2 separate regions of the Mus musculus genome follow, and region 2 is linked to region 1. Evidence: chromatin contacts called from ENCODE POLR2A ChIA-PET data. All regions are on one chromosome and are shown on one strand. The core of a region is the stretch at or near the end of the contact, and the rest is flanking DNA. Distances in the headings are between cores, read along the strand shown.

What was found. ChIA-PET counts read pairs that join two places held with the same protein, here RNA polymerase II (POLR2A).
Region 2: POLR2A ChIA-PET joins it to region 1 with 13 read pairs in Patski. The contact joins two enhancer-like sites. POLR2A ChIA-PET finds 5 or more read pairs at or near these places in 2 of 5 experiments (Patski and embryonic stem cell).

What each region holds. Positions count from the first base shown.
Region 1 is chr6:91,526,104-91,530,832 of GRCm38, forward strand. No RefSeq gene overlaps it. Among named protein-coding and RNA genes, the nearest start is that of Lsm3, 12 kb to the left of the region's middle. Within about 2 kb of position 2,373, at least 1 of the 3 ENCODE cell types and tissues checked has a DNase peak (open chromatin) inside an H3K27ac peak, as active enhancers do.
Region 2 is chr6:91,726,098-91,731,061 of GRCm38, forward strand. Slc6a6 (solute carrier family 6 (neurotransmitter transporter, taurine), member 6) reads left to right here. Exons shown (of 15, transcript NM_009320.4): 5 at 1-149. Among named protein-coding and RNA genes, the nearest start is that of Gm44981, 6.7 kb to the left of the region's middle. Within about 2 kb of position 1,439, at least 1 of the 3 ENCODE cell types and tissues checked has a DNase peak (open chromatin) inside an H3K27ac peak, as active enhancers do.

The DNA.
Region 1 (4,729 bases), core at 1,123-3,622:
GGTCAGCAGAGCTTGCTGGCTAGCTAGTTTTGCTGAGACAGTAAGCCTCAGGTTCAGTGAGAGACCCTGTCTCAAAAAATAAGGTGGAGAATGATAAAACATAAACCTCTGACCTCTCCAAGCAAGCACACACACACACACACACACACACACACGTGAACACATACTCCACACCAGAGAGGAACAAAGATGTTTACCATGTGCCAGGATCTGCAACAGGACCAACTAAGGGCCTGAAGCAAGGAAGGGAGGGAGAAGGAGGCAGAGCATCTTAAGGGAGTCTGTCTCTCAGGATGATAGGCTCTGTGAGGATCTGTCAGAGCAGTGAGGATCCCTCACCACCACTACCACCCTGGCTGAAGGTCAGCAAAGAGGCCAGTGCTAGAGAATTCTGCGTCTAGTTGGGCATTCAACAAAGTGAGAAAGCCTGACTTCACTCAGTACTTTGATCTCACAGTGGGAATACAAAGACCTAGGGAGTGGAAGAGACCTGCCTAGGTCACAGCACCCAACAAATAGCACTCTGAAATGGAACCAGGGCACTGTGGGGCTCAGCTGCAGCAGGGCTGTTCACACAGCTCCGCAGCCCCTGAATAGAGTGTATAGTCTGAGGGCTGTGGTCCCTTCAGATCACATGCCAGCCACCTCCCCTCCTTTTCCCCTTTGGTAGGATTCTTCCTTCTGAGTGAGCAGCTGCTGTTGGGCTAAATGAGACCCAGTCTTCCGTCCGTGCTCGCTATGGAGTAAATGCCTCCTGGAGAAAGCAGAGGTGGGTAACAAACCTGCCAGTCTTGACTCTGTCACCAACACGCTTTGTGGCTTTTGGCAAGCTTCCCCCCATTCCTGGGTCTCACTTGCTCACACAAGGGGAAATGAAGAGTACTTCTAAGAGAATTCACCTAAACTTGTATGTCTTTTTTTTTTTCCTTCCTCAATTAAATGTATTTTTAGCTGGTACATAAAAGCTAAACACTGGAGCTTGGCATTGTGGTGGATAACTGTAATCTCAGCAGTCAAGGGGCTGAGGATTACAAGTTCTAGGCCAGCCAAGGGCTATGAATCAAGATCTTAATCTCAATAGACAAGCACATAAAATAGGCACACATAAGTAAACAGGTACACATTGGGTGGGATCTTAGTGAATATAAATGTTTATCTCCAAACATGTATTTTAGAATAATTAAATTTAGTTTATTTCTGGTGAAAACTTAAAATCTTTTCTTGTTGCTTGTGAAGCACACAGCCATCACCACAACCTACTATGTAGCATACCAGGTCTGTTGCTCTTATTCAAGTTTCCAGGATCAGTCAAGAGCTTGTTTTGACACTAGAGGGTGCTACACTCTTCACTATTCCCTTTCAGTTTGTCTCGGTTCATTGTCAACATATTAGATGGCAAACTGTGCCATTTAATTCCTTAAATGCAAACTATGTGAAAATCCAACCGTGCTTCCAGAAGCACAGGACAGACAACATCACATGCTCCACAGCCCCAGGAGACCGTTTTCAGGCAAAGTATCCTAACAGTGGCGGCTCCTGTGATGCTGAGCTGGAACCATCCACAAGAGCACACACAGTCTAGGCAAGATGGTTTCCCCAGCACTCTGGTCCTGGGTGTATCTCGCTGGTGGAGCTGAGCTTTGTGGGGCAGGGAGTTCAAGGCCAGACTTTGCCATCTTACTGAGCAGATTCTTGTTCCTGCTGTCAGCCTGAATGTCCTCATTTGTGCTGTCCTCCCAACCTAAGGGCACTTTGTTATTGATTCAACAGGTTTAGAGAGATTGAAAGATACCCGAGAGCCATCATTTGTATTACAAGGTAAGGATACAGATGAGGAGACAAGAAACCTTGCATTTACAACTAGCTGAACACTAGACTCAGTCCCTTCAATCCAGTTTCTTCCTTCATAAGATAGGAGCTAGCCAAGTGCTTTGTTACTGAACTGCGCCCAGCCCTCACTGATGTCTTCTTCTCTTTTTCCTTTACAGCTTTTCCAGGCCTAGAACCACTAGAAACTAGGTTGGATCCAAGGCAGTTGTGCTTAGGGTTTGGGGATTGGCAGAGTTCTCCCTTGCAGGGTCCTCCGTCTTTCCCTCTTTGGTTCCCAGCAATGCTTTTCTCATCTCAGTTGTCAGGTGTGAGAGAAACAAGCAGAACCAGCCTCATGACCAAGGTCACCTAACAACATCACAAGACGATGACATCACCATCAGCTCTGGCCCAGAGCTCAAATAACGGAGGGAAAGGGCAGGTCATCCTCACGGCAGGGTGACAGAGCTGGTGCCAGGCCTCTGCCAACTATCAGGGCCCAGGAGTGTTGCTGAAAGCTACCCAGGAGCAGCTCATCCCTGCCTCCGCTCAGCCAGCGCTCTCACATGCTCAGAACAGTAGAGTCTCACCAACAGGGGTCCCCACCCCCACCTTTTCCTAGAAGCAAGGTTAGCAACTGCCAGAGTCAAAATAGATGTGGAGAGAATTGTGTGGCAACACTCGGGTTTAGTTCAAGCACACTGGATTGCACGATATCCTTAGAGGGCAGAGCCATTGCAGGAGGGATCAAAGCAGCCGGCCTTGCTCTTCGGGCTGATGTTTCTGCCATGCTGCATGTCAAACAATCATGTCTTTGGAGCCCAGATGCCCTGCTTTGTAGGTAAGCCACGTGTAGAACTTCATGTAAGGAATCATTCTGTCAAAGTAAATAGTTGTCCCAAACTATTTATTTCATGTGCTCTGGTGGCCTGCACCTGTATTCTCACAATACACACAAACACACATACACACACACCATTTTACCAATGTGCACATACATATATACACACACAGCATAAGATAAAATGTACCATCTTAACAATGTATAAGTAGAAGCACTCACATTGTTGTGAATGACTGAAGATGTCCCCTACCTGCCAAGTCCCTGTTCCACAACACAGTACTTTATTACTTTGTCTAGACTTCTTTTTCAAAGGTTTCAAATCCATGGGCAGTATTCAAAATATGAGAAGAAAGCTGTGGCGTGTAAAAGGAACTTTTATTTACCTGTACTAATTGTTGTCTCCAAGGCCTACTGCCTCAATCTGCTAACCTAGGCCTAATCCTAGAAGCTTCTAGCAACCATACAATCTTAGCTAGGCCTAGAATGTCTCAGCTTCTGAAACTTACTGCTGAACAAATTCACTGTTTCTATTTCTTTTTGAGCTCTGGCTGACTGGTTCAACTCAGCTGTTCTGGCTCAAACTCCTCTCCAAGCTGACTGATTGAATCTGGCTTCTCTTGGTCTCTGACTGAATTGCCCTACTCGGCCTCAAACTAACTCTAGCAATCTGTTCTAATCTTCTGGCTCCTTCTCATTCTCTGGCTCATTCTGTCTTTACCTTCTCATTCTCACTTTCAAATATGGGTGCTTCCTTCTACAAACTAACTTTCTCTTCGTTGTTTAGAATTAAAGGTGTGTACTAAGATCGAGCCACACTACAACTAGAAACGGGTTTTTCCAGTGAACAAAACAATCTCAGGGTTCACACTGTGATCAAATATCCTGCAACAGTGGAGCACCTTCATCCTTCATCACAGCCGCACATCGCTAGGGAGAATCCAAGATTGGTAAAAAGATAGCTGGCCTCGGATTGACTGGAGTAAAGACTCTCCAGACAGAAGGCCCAGCTTGCTGCCGACCCCCAGGCTCCCCAGACCACTGGAGCAGCATTCAGATACATGGCCCATCTCACCCACCTCTTACCCCACCTGCCTTTCTCACCTTCCTCTCCTCCTTCAAACCAAACCCACTGGCTGCTTTGCTATTCCTCACACAGGTCAGGCTCAGTGCCTCCTAAGTCCCTTCCCACTGGACCCTCCCTCCCCTTAGAATCATCTCCAGTTGTGCTGAGCAACAGCCCCACTTGCCAAGTTCATAAAATTCTTGATGATCAAAATATCCTACACCAACTAAGTCACAGTTTCTAGAGCCTTCTGGGTTGATATTTAAACACAAACAAACAAAAGAGTAAAACATCTCCTCTAAGAAGTCTAGTGTGTAGCCGCTTTCAGAGCCAATGTCTGGATGAGTGTTTTTCAAAATGCAATCTCAGGTCAGTAGAAGCAGCAACAGTACCTGGAGATGTGTTAGAAACTCAATGTGCTTAGAACAATAGCAAAGCAAGACCTCCTTCCCAATTCCTAAGATACCAAATGAGCAATTTGGGGTATAGAGTCAGGAGCACACATTTAAACAAGCTCTGAGGTGACATGCCTACCAGGTTCTGAGAAGTACTGGCTTCCATCCTTCATGTTCAACCTGTCTTGTGGGTCGGGAGCACAAGAATTCCCCGAAGCTGTCAGAGTTCAGATTCCCAGTGCCATCCCCACTAGCAAACAAGACCTGTTGGATCAACTGTTCTTGGTGATTCATACATGTTAGGAATTGAGATGTCTCTCATCCCTGTCTTGAGGGACTCAGAAGCCATGAAACACTGGGAGAAGAGCCTGGCCTGCCTGGGTCTCACATCTTAATTATCTTTGCACACTGAAAGGCTCAGGCTTGGTAGAGAAAAGGCTCAGGCCAGGGCTGAGGCAAAGAAAGAACCAGAGAATCTTGAAACATCCTACTACGTCAGAGAGCAGGGGAAAACCTGCGGATGTAGCCCAGTCAGCAAAGTGCATGGCCCTGTAAGCACTAAGACTTAAATCTGATCCCTGTATTCACTCTAAAAGGCTGGACATGGTGGCGTGCGCT
Region 2 (4,964 bases), core at 189-2,688, 200 kb after region 1:
CACTCTTTCCAGAAGGATCTTCCCTGGGCCCACTGCAACCATAGCTGGAACACACCACAGTGCATGGAGGACACCCTGCGTAGGAACGAGAGTCACTGGGTCTCCCTTAGCACTGCCAACTTCACCTCACCCGTCATCGAGTTCTGGGAGTAAGGCTACATCTTGGGAGGGAGGAGTGGTGTGGGCAGGTCAAGAGGGGACAGTATCTTCCTCTGTGATTGTGGCATACCCTGTTTCTGGAGGGAAGGAGGACACACAGCTGTAGAACAAACACTCTGTGCCTTTGTCTTGTACGAGCTAGAGTTGAATCCTAGTTTACCGCCAAACGGCTATTTGATTTTTGTAGGGAAGTCCCCCTACTTTACCTTTGAGCCTCAGTTTCTTTAACTGTCAGATGAGGAAAATGTATCATTCTTCCATGGGATTCCTGTTGAGAGATGTACAGGTATTTGAAAATTATAGTTTTCTTAATGTATTTTGGGAAAAACATTCTTTATCACACAGAGAAAAATGCATTTATGTATTATGCAAATGAAAAGGTGAGTTGATAGCAAAAAATATATATCAGTTAGCTCTTAGTGTGTAACAATCATCTCCAAACATGGTGGTTTTAACCAAGTACTATTTGTTGAGCTCATGACTAGTTGCTGGAAGTTTGAGCTGTGCTCAGTTTGGTTGGTCTGATCTTGATGTGTCTTGTGGATAGTTCTTTTGTGGCCTCAAAAGGGAGTGAGTGTTAGGAGTGAGTGGCTTGTGTGACCTCATCCCTTAGTCTTCCCCCTTTGGCTTGTTACAGGCCACTCATGAGCAATAGATGGGCAAGTCCCAGCATGCAGATAATCTCCTTGTGTTAATGGCATTGGGGTAACTCATGAACTTGCATTTCAGGGCATCCTCACAGCTCATGGAAGTTGATTAGAAACCCCTGAGTATATCACTCTCCCTGTAAGCATGTGCTCCTAACTCAGGGTGCTCAGTCAGGGGTGGCCTCTCGCCTCTGAAATGACTGGGATGAGGCCTCATGGATAGCCAGGAGCCAGGGGAGAGGAAGGTCTGTCCCAGGCTACCACAAGATGAGAATCCCTCTCCTTGGCTTCAAGGAAGCAAACCTAGGGACCATCAGGAGCTGTGTTGTGATTCCTACAGGGATGAGTCAGCTGTTTTCATCTGCAGGAGGCTTCGTTTGGGTGGCCTCTGCCATGCCTGGGCCTTTTGTACTACATTCCCAGGCAGGGCCCTGGGCTTTGGGGACTTTGGGTCTCCTGGTGTATATATTTTCCACTAGCAAACAAAGGGAGTGTTAAAAGCATGGTCCCCAACCCTGTTCCCCACCCTTCAGATAGTTGAGTTTTTGAACAAAGGAATGTTGGCATTTCATTCTTTTCCCTTGAAGGGGCCCAAGGCCACAAGCCTTGGCCTTTCTGTACTGTTCTTGGCATGGCTTGGACACCGGGGCTGCCCCTCCCAGGCCTCTGGCACCTGGCCAGCTTCTGAGGTGTCTGCTGAACCTCATTACCTTCTGACTTTGAACTTGTGTTCTATCACTTCTGTCTTGGGCAGATGTGGTCTCTTCTCTGGGCCTCAGTGTCCTTTACTTGGGATGGTCACAGTATGTCCTAGGGATCATCCTGCAGCCCTACATGGCCACCCTGAAAAGCTGCTCCTTCACCTCAGGGTATTGTGCATGTCATGTCATCATTGTGATTAAACATCCTTTCTGGGGCATTTAGAATCTGTATGTAACCCCTCAAATCCCCACAGGCTCTGGTGACAAGGGAGTCACATTCTTTTCACCTTTGCCTGGTACCTGCTATTATGACATGAAGGTCTTGGAAGACTTAAGCTCAGCGCTCTGCTCAGACATCCCCAGCCCGAGTCCACTCTAGCACCCCTGTGTTGTAGAAGCCCCATGGCTTTCGTTCCTCATCAGGAAAACAGAGACAAAACCATTTCAGGAAAACCCCTGGTTCTCCAGGCTCTTGTGCAGGCTCCTCTGTGGTGCCCGTGGGTATGCTTTGCTTTCATGAGGGCTGACTTCTGCCCACACTGGGCCTGCACAGGCTCTGGACCTGACTTTGAATTCTAGAAGAACCTCTAAGCATTCCTTAGCATGAGCCTGGGATCCAGCGAGCAGAGCTACTGAGCAAGCTGAGGTGAAGACCTGGCCAGCTTCTTGCTGATCCTGTGTGCAGACGCGGTCAGTGGGCAGAAGCATCAGCAAATCTGTGGGGCTTCCTGCTCCCAAGAACCTACCCTTGTGTTGGGTTTGAAACAGTGGAAAAGAAGGCAAAAGGGTGAGAGCAATGAACTATTTTGATGCAGAGGCTCCTGCTTCCTTTTCTTTTCCTTCTCCTCTTCTTCATTTGATTTATTTTAGGAGGGCTGGGGTAAGCACATCAGGACATGCGTGCCGGTCAAAGGACAAGGACTATCGACTCAGTTCTCTTCTCACACTTTTTACACGAGTCTCAGGGACTGAACTCGGGTTGTTAGATTTAAAGGCAAGTGCTTTTTCCCAGTCAGCCCTCTAGCTAGCATCTGAGATTTCTTAAGTAGGTGAAAGAGCAAGGCATTGTGGGAAACTCTCACATTTCATATGCAGTTCACTGGCCCTCCATCATGCATGGCAGGATCCAGCCACTCTCCCTGTGCACACCGCACCCCTTGATGAACCCTATATTGCAGGTAAAGGACACTCGTTGGCTTCTTGCTTGCTCTCTGCCTTGTCCTTGAAACTCTCTCGCATCCCTGCTAAAGAGCCTCACCTGTCTTCCCCACGTTGTGATCTTGCCCTGCCAGGGAGGAGTAGGTGAGGGCAGTGCTGCTCACTGAGCCTGGCCCAGGTTCCGGCAGCTTTCCCTTGTGTCTTTTGCAGATCTTAAGGTCTGGCAGCCAAAGAGGGGTAACAGGCTTGGTGGGAGCAGAGTGCCCCCTCCCCCAGTTTCTAATCACTGGATGACTGTCAGCCACCCTGCCGCCCCTCCCATCTGCTGGTTACCAAGGAGGCAGGAAGACCTCAGAGGGGAACTCCCCTCCCCAGTGTGGCTTAAGTGTGGCTCCCACACGTCCCAGCCCTCTGATGTCAGGGCAGTTGGAATGCCAAGCCTCAGTCTCCTCCTGCTCTGTGAGCCAGAGTTAGCTCAGCCCCAACACTCACATCTGCTCTCTGGCATTCAGGAACCTGGATGAGTTTTGGTTTTAGGGTTCTGGGGAGCCAGCATGGACACAGGTCCACTCTTAGTGAACCTTTGGTCTGTGTTCCACCCCTCATCCCACACCGTGATACAGGGCAGGCCCTGGAGCTGAGTCCATGGTCACAGGTCACATGGTGCACTGCTGCCTATGTGCATGCACGTCTGTGTTTCCTCAGTCTCTGGTCAGGCATGGACTCCTGTATCAGGGGTCTGTATCATAGACTGACCCTGCCATACTTACCTGCCTGTAAAGCCAGGAACAGCCTCAGCTCAGATTCCCACGAGAAGTCAGGAGGCTCCAGAGACTGACATTTTATGCTGACATTAGGGTACGTTTAGTGGCTACATGGTGGGGTCACAGAGCTTCTGCCCCTGTGGCCCCATCCCACACTGGTCCTCACCCTCTGAGGTCACCTCTGTCTCTAAAACTCCTGCTTCCCTCACAGGCCTTAGAGGACAGGCGGGGCCAGGTCTGGCCAAAAGCCCTTCAGCAGGCTGGAGCCAGGCCTTCCTCAGAGGCTCCTGCAGAGCCCCCTGGGAGCCCAGCATGGATCATTAGATTCTATTAGAATCAAAGAAATGAGTCATATTTGCAAACAAACCCTGCTCAGCCAATCTTCCTCCATAGCTGTCGGAAGGAGGAGGTGGTGCGGGAAGGGCCGTGTGGGGGCCCCATGCTCAGGCGGACGGACGGCCCTTTTATAATTGTTCCCTCTGCCAGTCTCCAGGGGACTGCTGCAGCCAATAAACGGCTGGCCTGCTGTCAAAAGGAAACGATTTGGCCCACTCCGAGGGCGAATTTACATCTCCAAGTGCTGACTGGACGGCAGCAGGGCAGCCGGCTGCAAACACATGTCCAGCCCAGCCACTCCTTTTTAGTTCCCGTCCTGGCAAGATGTAGCCCTTTTTTTCTTGGAAAAGATCTGCAGCTTACCTCTGGAAGATAGTGAGGAGCCCAAGCCTGCAAGTCCTGGCTTGAGGCACACTGGGGACATCAGAAAGAAAGGAGCCAGCTCCAGGCTTGATGACTGACTGCCTAGGGTCAATGAGAGGCTGAGCCTCAGTTTTCCCCAGCTACCAAATGGCTCTAATGAATTCCCTCACCTAATGTCAGGTGAGCTCCTTCATGTGCCAGGTGCTGTGGTTGGGACAGATGCAGGTCCTGTGTACACAGAGCTAGCTTGGTAGTAGACAGACATGTTAACCATTCAGAAAGTACAATCCTAATGGAAAAGCTCTCACTGCAGAACTAGTGCTAGGGAAGGGGACTGCTGGGGTGCTCTTGATGGAGGGTGTCCTGGGGAGCGGTGCCTCAGTGAGAGCCCTGGAAAGAGGCTGTCTGTGAATGGTGGAATTGTGCAGCTGAGGAAGCCACTAGTTCCACAGTTCAGGGACCACACACAACCCCCTGAGGAAGACGTCAGGGGGCAGATGAGGGAGAGAGGCAGACAGCTGTACACCCACGTTGTCTGGCTTCCTGTGTTTGCTGTCCGAGTCTTCTTGTTAAGTACTTTCCACATTCTTTCAAGCATATAGCTTTGAGTGGAAGGTAACAGGGACTGGTTAGGATGGAGGTGGGAAGAGGTGGAGCCAAGGGGCATGTGAGCTGGCACTGCAGATTCTGTGGGGTCCCTCTGACAAGCGTGGAGGACGATATAGCAGGGAGGCTGGGAAGGAGTTACTGTAGTGGGTTGGGGATGTGGTAGGGCCTGAGCAGGGCATTGTGGGAGAATGTAGGAGGCACCTGAGAGTGCCCTGTGGCAGCGATCC